2 separate regions of the Homo sapiens genome follow, and region 2 is linked to region 1. A link is an interaction called in ENCODE POLR2A ChIA-PET data of the cell type or tissue named here. Cell type or tissue: PC-3. All regions are shown on one strand. Links, peaks and the distances in the headings refer to the core of each region. The heading gives the core; the rest is flanking DNA.

The links. Peaks named below come from ENCODE experiments on the same cell type or tissue, not always from the same donor. Only the 100,000 strongest peaks of a DNase experiment are listed, where the experiment ranks them.
Region 2: POLR2A ChIA-PET joins it to region 1 with 5 read pairs; 2 of 35 experiments call an interaction of 5 or more read pairs at or near these places.

Annotation. Positions count from the first base shown.
Region 1 is chr13:109,160,942-109,163,441 of GRCh38, forward strand. All of the region lies in intron 32 of MYO16 (myosin XVI), which reads left to right. Among named protein-coding and RNA genes, the nearest start is that of MYO16-AS1, 5.1 kb to the right of the region's middle. RefSeq lists a silencer at 1,323-1,382. In PC-3, for the core only: no CTCF peak of the experiment used is centred there; a DNase peak (open chromatin) is centred at 1,430; H3K27ac peaks cover 2,266 bases.
Region 2 is chr13:108,202,640-108,208,251 of GRCh38, forward strand. LIG4 (DNA ligase 4) reads right to left here. Exons shown (of 3, transcript NM_206937.2): 3 at 4,803-5,612. Among named protein-coding and RNA genes, the nearest start is that of LIG4, 10 kb to the right of the region's middle. In PC-3, for the core only: no CTCF peak of the experiment used is centred there; no DNase peak of the experiment used is centred there.

The DNA.
Region 1 (2,500 bases), core at 1-2,500:
GTTGTGTGCTAAGCTACCACTTTACGGGAGAACCCAACCATCCAGAGTTTCTGCATTCAATCCTCAGTGTGTTGAATCTAGAAATTAACAAGTCAGGGCACGGCTGCTTTCACGTGTTTGGATCTAACTGGGAGAAGGGTGTTTATGAGCGGAGGCTGATGCATAATTCAGTAGAATGCCGCGGCTACTACAAGCAGAGGAGAACCCCAAAGTGGGGATGTCGATACTGAAGCCGCAGCACTATTGCAGCTGCCAGAGTGCAGCTTTGCAACCTACAGTTTTCAGTTCATTACCACTGAGGCCTGGGTGGTAAACTCGTCACAGGAAAGAAGCTCCCATATCCTATCCTTTACATCAACAAATGAAACAGTGAAGGAAAACTTTACATAGAGGAGCCAAGAGTAAAAGAATGACTGTGTGGGGACTGCTGAGCCCTCTGGGCCTCAGTCTGAATCTGGCTGCCTTGCCATGAGTTGTGAAATGTTTACACAGAGATTAACTTCCCCAAGCCTCAATGATCTCATCTCGAAAATAGGTGTAATAGTGACAACTCTCCAGAATTGTCATGAGAACAGAGCTAAACCAAGCACCACATCTAGCAGGGAATTGGCACCTAATATACACCTGGGTGATGGTAACTATTGTAAGAGCAATGTGAGGAAGTATCATGCTGACCATTAGTTCTTATGCCTTACGTTAAGAAGGGCCTTTTCCCTTATTCCCATCCAGAGCCAGGCTTAAGTAGATAAATGTTTTTAAGATTTAAAAAATTAAAATTTAATTATAAATTAAGATTTAAAAAACTAAAATTTAGCAGATAATTTAAGGATTTCAGCCTAACCTGTGTGACCGTTTAAAAGCATGTCATGGTGGCCGAGCACAGTGGCTCATGTCTGAAATCCCAGCACTATGGGAGGCCAAGGAAGGCAGATCACTTGAAGTTTGAGACCAACCTGACCAACATGATGAAACCCTCACTCTCCTAAAAAATACAAAAATTAGCCGGGCATGGTGGCATGCACCTGTAATCACAGCTACTCTGGAGGCTGAGGCAGGAGAATCTCCCAGGAGGCAGAGGTTGCAGGGAGCTGAGATCGTGCCACTGCCCTCCAGCCTGGGCAACAGAGTGAGAGACTCTGCCTCAAAAAACAAAACAAAGCCCAAAAAACATGTCTTGGCTATAGTTTAACCTGCCAATTGAAAAATAGAAATACGTTTAAACTTTAATTGCAAAAATGAGAATTTTGGCTGCAATTTAAATACATCAGTTGATGAGATAGAAATCAGTTGTGAGGGAGGCCAGCCTGAAGTACTCAGACTGAGAGTCAGCAAGTGCCTTAGAGGATTCGTTTATTGCCACCAGGTGTAAGAGGACTGTGCTCATTCAAAGCCTTGGGGAAGCCCTCACTGCGCTGAGAATAAAACCTCTCAGTTCCTCTTTGGTGGTTTCCCAGGCCCTGACTCATTAGTACCTGGTTTCTTGAACATGGTGAGCTCTTTCCTGCTTTGGGGTATTTACACATGGTGTGGAGGTTGCCTTTCTAAAATCACGAGCTGAAATGCAACCTCATGGACCTCACCCACCTTGCCTGGCTGCCCACCAGTGTTTTCCACTTACTAGGTTTTCCACGTAGCTGTGAGTCCACCACGTTTAATTATCTGCTTGTGTATCTGCTTGTTTATTGCCAATCACCTTTTTGGGAGAGAAGCTCCCAGGTACCAGGCAGTGGTATTCATTATGTATCTCCCGCACTCAGTGAGTATCTGGCACATAGTAGGCACCCAATAAATAACTGAATTAAAGAGTGCAAAAATAAAATAGGTGAAAGCAACATAAAAGCAGGTGAGTACATCTTGAGCCAGTTTTAAAACAGAACCTGTTTTACTGGCATTCGGAAGCTTAACAGAAATAAAAAAAAGCCAAACTAGAGTTGACCACATTGAATAAGTATTCTTTCAGTTTCAGCCCATTCAATAATTGCTCATTGTCAAGAGCTAAAACAGTTAAGATCACCTGACTTTCACTTTTGTTGCCATTCTTGTACATGCTAACTTGACTGAAGGTCTTTGTTTTTTATGTATAATGGAGTCAGGAGCCACAGTGGCTCGCTGGATCATTTAAATTTAAACTCTTCTGCCTAGTTTTCAAAATGCCGATAGTTTTGCCTTTATTCCATCTATCCAGCGTTTCCTGCTCATAAATCTTGACCTGCTTTCCTTTCTGGGCAGAACAGGCTGTGCTCTGTGCTGTAAAGGAGAGGTCCCTGCGGGTGATCTGACCAAGGTCCTGACTGGTGGGTAGGAAGACTTGGGGTTGATGCGGGAGAGGGCTTGAGTGCACCAAAGCAAGAAAACAGGAGTCAATATGGAGAATTTGGATAAACATGCATTGCTTGTAGTGCTATTTGAGGGTATGTCTCGAGAGGCAAGAGGAGATAATGTCAAGGTAGGAGTTAAGAGGGACCAAGTCAAGACCAGCCTTGAGAGATAAGCTCTGGGG
Region 2 (5,612 bases), core at 1,353-3,852, 960 kb before region 1:
AGTTGGAAAGGACCTCAGAGATCCTCACATTTATGTCCTACTGAACTACCAAGGACCAGGAGGTTACATGCCTTTTAATGGGTTAGATTTAGGGAAGGGTGATGTCGGAAGAAGGTAGATGTCCCAGACCTCTTCTTGCTCCACCCCCACCAATGCTGACTTAATGATATTTTATATGTGGTTCAACATTTCATGTAGTTTAATATGTTTTATGTTACACATATTAATTACTTCTATGGGTTTAAGTTTCCAATAGCACATAGATTTTTTTTCTTTTATATCTAGTTCCTAAGTTCTGTCAGCTAATTTCTGAGTTTTTCCAGTTCTGAAATAAAATGTTGTTCTTTCACATCTTGTATTTAAAAAAAAATCTTTCAGATGTTTTGAAGCTACAGGTTACAATTTTGATCTGCTTTAGGGGCTTTTCTTTCTTATGTGAGTTCATTCTCTGTGGAAATGGATTCTTTCAATCACACTATTTTCTTCTTCTTTGTGTAAATTTAGCCCCCATTATCATTTGGTTCCTCGTTGTTAGGTTAGTTTAGCTTCACTGAACATCTAGAAGAAAATGTAGTTAATAGTAATTTTTCTAATGTCACAGAATTCCTACTTCTGTTGCTTTTCAGAACCATAATGGTTTGCTTCCTAAAATGTTGGCTGCTTCCTCTTCACCTTCATGTGGACCTTCTATTTCCTTTGTCTTTCTGTTGCCCCTATTTTGCTCACCTTTTATTCCATTCCCACCAGTGTTTCTTCATTATGAGGTCCTGAGCTGGAAAGCATCAATGGTGGCTCAGTTCTGAGAATTCACAGTTACTAGGCCCTTCAGATTTACCTAGGGCTCCTTTCCCTCACCTGCTATTCCACTGGACAAAATCCCTCTTAGTTTCAGGTGCTGCTCTCAGTCTTGCCCACTGTGCTTTCCAGTAAATCCTTGCTAAGGAGTTTCTGCTTTTCTCAGGTCCCTCTGTTTTCTTCACACACATATGAATGTCATGCAAGTATTATGGCTCACCTGTCTGTTTTCATCTATTCATCACTTAGTCCTATTGTAAATGTTGTTCATGGGTTTTTGATTGCTATGCAGTTGTGTTTCATTCATGTGTGGGAATTTATAGGGATTCAAAAACTGTGATGCCACTGCCACCATCATCCTAAAATCCCAAAAGCTACCGGCTTTTTTTTTTTTGTAGCATTATCTCTTCTAAGAAGTCTCCAATTTTTATTTAAATTATTTTTGTTCTTATTGCTTAAAAAAGAATGCTTTTGAATTTCATATACCAATTTTTTTATTGCTGCATTTAGTCTATTAATACAGCTACATGCCATAATATATATATAATATTGTATTATCCTCACATTTCTTAAAATATTGAAAATATTTTCTTGCTCCTCTTACTGCAATATTAATTTAAATGCATTATTGGGATGTTTTATCTATGTAACTATACAATCAATAGTTGTTTCAAATATTTATTTAAATAATTTTTTGAAGTACAATTTACTCAGAGTAAAATGAGCACATCACATGTTTAAGAGTCTCAGAGTAGGTATATCACTTTAAAAATTACCAGTTTTCCAAAGTGGCACCATTGCATGTTCCCACTAGCAACATATGAAAGTTCTGGTCACTCCACATTCTATGCTATTTTTGATAGAGGGTGATATCAAGATTACTAAGCCCTAAGAAATGATTTTGGAAGGCTTCCATGTTTTTTCTATGCTCCAAAATTTTTCAAATATCAAAGGAAGCATGTGTTCCATCAAAGGCAACGTCCCCATGATGTCTATCAGTCAGAATCACTAATGCTTATTTGGTTCATCTAGCTGACTAGTTGGGTGGATTATCTTCTTCCTTCAATGTTCACTCCAAATACATAACTTCAGAACATGGTTATCGTTTCTTCCCGGTGAACGCTATGTAAGTGCCTGTGTTCCTATAGTGGAACACCCAACAAGCTCTTTAACATTTATGGGGTGTTATCAATGAAGAGGTCAAAGACTTTGTTAGAACATTATATGTGTAATTTTAAGAGTGAAAAGCCAGAAAGTGAAACTAGAAGTTTAGACAATTCTTAGAAATGCTTGCATGTGAAAAGAAACATCAGCCAGAAAATACATGGTTTTGAAATGCTGAGGGAAATAGCCTCCAAAGACGGAGAATCAGACAGAGAAGGAAACATGAATTTTTCTCTTTCCTCTCTTTATCCACTAAAATGGAAACTCAACGAAGACAGGAATTTCTGCCCACTTTCATTACTGCTGTTTGTCCAGAACTAGGACAAAGCCTAGAATTCAAGAGGCACTCATGTTTGTGAATCATTAAATAACAGAACGCAAGGTGGGGACTCAGTCAATAAATACTGGGGAAGAAGATAACTTTTGAAGCTGATGGATAAGTTTATGACCTGAATGTGGTGGTCTCAAAAGGTGTATACTTACCTCCAAACTCATCAAGTTGTATGCTTCAAATATGTACTGCTTTTTGTATGTTTATCATACTTTAAGTGGTCTAATAAACAAAAAAAAAATGAAATTAAAAAAAAGCCTTACACGAGAGGCTAAAATATCTTGCTTACAATTCTTCATGCATTTATCTTGAGCACACTACATATTCCGTAGTGTGGCATTTCAGACCTTTCAAAATCTACCCTAGCCTACTTTCACCTATCTCTCTCCCTCACCCCTAAATCTCAATGCTTTACAAGTATTTCCACACACTTTTGTATCCCCTATGGCTTTATTTATAATCTCTCCTCCGCCAGGAAAAACCTTCCATACCACTATGCCTGATGAAATTCGACCCATTTTCCCTCAGTTACTCACTTACTAACCTGGGTGTGGGTAAGAATAGCAGGTAAAATCTAGAGTCCTTAGTATGTGCGGGGGAGCTATGGTTCTGTCCTCAAACATTCTGATAAGACAGGTGTCATTTGCATTTGAAACTTGAGAAACTAAGTTTCAAAGAAGTTGTGATTGCTCAAAATAACAGATAATTGGTGGCTGAACTGTAATTGAGCCCAGAATGACTTGATTCTAAAGTTTGTGCTCTTTCCCCTACACCATATGACTTTCCAGGACAATCCATCATTCCTTTAACTGGGAATACACTTACCTTTTGTATTCCAATTATCTTTATCTGTCAATACACTGTGAGTTCTTTGAGGGCAGGGATTGCTTTATCCCCCTTTTTACCCAAAGGGCTACTAATGAGAGTAAGAACTTATTCTACTGAATGAAAGTGAATTGTAGTGTTGTTTACAGGATAAATTCTAGGGCTCAAATAATTCCATGTTAGACATTTTAAACACAATGTATTTTCCCAAAAGTGAGAATTCCAAGGGGCCAAAGGAGCCCTGTTCACATAGATCCCAGGTCAAGCACACGAGTATAATGCAGCTACTCTAGCCACCTGACTTTCAAAGAAGTTGCCGTCAGCCTGAAATGAACTCCTTGAGGACACTTCTAAATCATCAGATATATGGAATAGGGTGGAGCAGCTCTTGGTAAATCTGCTGTCCTGTTTTCCGGCAAGAAACCATAGCCTTGGAGAATTAAGAACCAAGTGTGTTTTTCAGTTGGCTTCAGAATATTTATCCTGTAAATAGTTGACCTAGTGCCTTTATTCATGTATTTTATTCTAGTGGAGCCTGTGATCCCAGCTATTAGGGAGGCTGAGGTGGGAGAATAGCTTGAACTCAGGAGGTGGAGGTTGCAGTGAGCTGAGATCACACCACTGCACTCCTGCCTGGGCGACAGAGTCAGACTCTGTCAGAAAAAAAAAAAGAAAAAGGAAAAAAAAGGTGGGGGTGGCATGGTGAAATAGTCTAAAATTTGAACAATAATGGGCTACATAACAGGGCATTCAATGAAATATTGCACAACAATTTAAAATGATGGAGCTATATTTTAGAGAATTGTAAATATTTTCAAAATTCATTGAGAAAAGCTGATTAAATGAAACACATACTTTGCTTTATACATATGTGTTACACTAAATATTTATTTTGTACTTTTCTTAAGTTTAAAATTTTAAATACAGCTCATGGGTAATGTGAAATACAAAGACTCTTAAAGAGGAAGTAGATTGGCACCAGTCAAAAATTTTACTGACACCTGGCCGGGCACGGTGGCTCACGCCTGTAATCCCAGTACCTTGGGAGGCCGAGGTGGGCAGAACACGAGATCAGGAGATCGAGACCATCCTGGCTAATATAGTGAAACCCCGTCTGTACTAAAAAATACAAAAAATTAGCCGGACATGGCTGGGCGTGGTGGCTCACGCCTGTAATCCCAGCACTTTGGGAGGCCGAGGCGGGTGGATCACGGTCAGCAGATCGAGACCACGGTGAAACCCCGTCTCTACTAAAAATACAAAAAAAAAAAATTAGCCGGGCACGGTGGCGGGCGCCTGTAGTCCCAGCTACTCCGGAGGCTGAGGCAGGAGAATGGCGTGAACCCGGGAGGCGGAGCTTGCAGTGAGCCGAGATCGCGCCACTGCACTCCAGCCTGGGCGACAGAGCGAGACTCCGTCTCAAAAAAAAAAAAAAAAAAAAAAAATTAGCCGGACATGGTGGCGGGCACCTGTAGTCCCAGCTATTCGGGAGGCTGAGCCAGGAGAGTGGTGTGAACCCGGGAGGCGGAAGTTGCAGTGAGCTGAGATTGTGCCACTGCACTCCAGCCTGGGCAACAGAGGGAGGCTCTGTCTCAAAAAAAAAAAAAAAAATTTTACTGACACCAAAAAAATCTATGTGATACAACTATTATGAATTGTTTTAAAAAGAATAGAACATAAGAAATTATTTTAATAGTGCATTAAATATTTTATTTAAATTAAGAAGTATAACAAAATCACATACATTTGTTCCACGGTTTGAATAAAATTTCCAATAACTTTCAAATAATGCACACATAGTATCGCATGGATCAAATTCCGTACATTTCAATATGGTCATGAGATAGGCTGTATTCCAAAATTTGGTATATAAATCCATACATAATATATACTATATACATTGACTTTAAATAATCTAACTATGTCATTTTTAAAAGTCAAAGCAACTTATTTCTAATGAAAGTTACAATATGCATGCCATATTGACACCTATTCAATAGATAAAATCTAGGAAAATCTTTTTTGTGAATACTATTTATACTGGAATGCAAATTCACATAAAAATACTTCCTTTAAAGCATGTTCTATTTCACACAAGAAATTAAATGTGAGCTACTTTTAAAATTGCAAGCTTTATTTTTAATCAAACCAATTCAATTTTAAGTTTTTAGATCATTAAGTCTCATACAACTTCCTCTAATTTAGCTAAAACCATCGACAGGGTTTTATTGTTACATTTGGCCTTAACCTTAAAAAACAAATTTGTTTACATTTCATATTTAAATGGGACATTTTAAACCCTGAGTAAAAAGACATATTTTTACAAGTCCAGCTGTAACAATTCTACCCTATTTTCTTGCAGTGCTTTTATTAGATAAAAACTATTGTTAACGTTTTGACTTTTTAGAATATACTGTTTAGAAGGTTAATGCTTTTTCATGACTTTAAAAGTTTCTAAATGTATTTTATTAGTATCTAAGTAAAAATTCTAGATTTC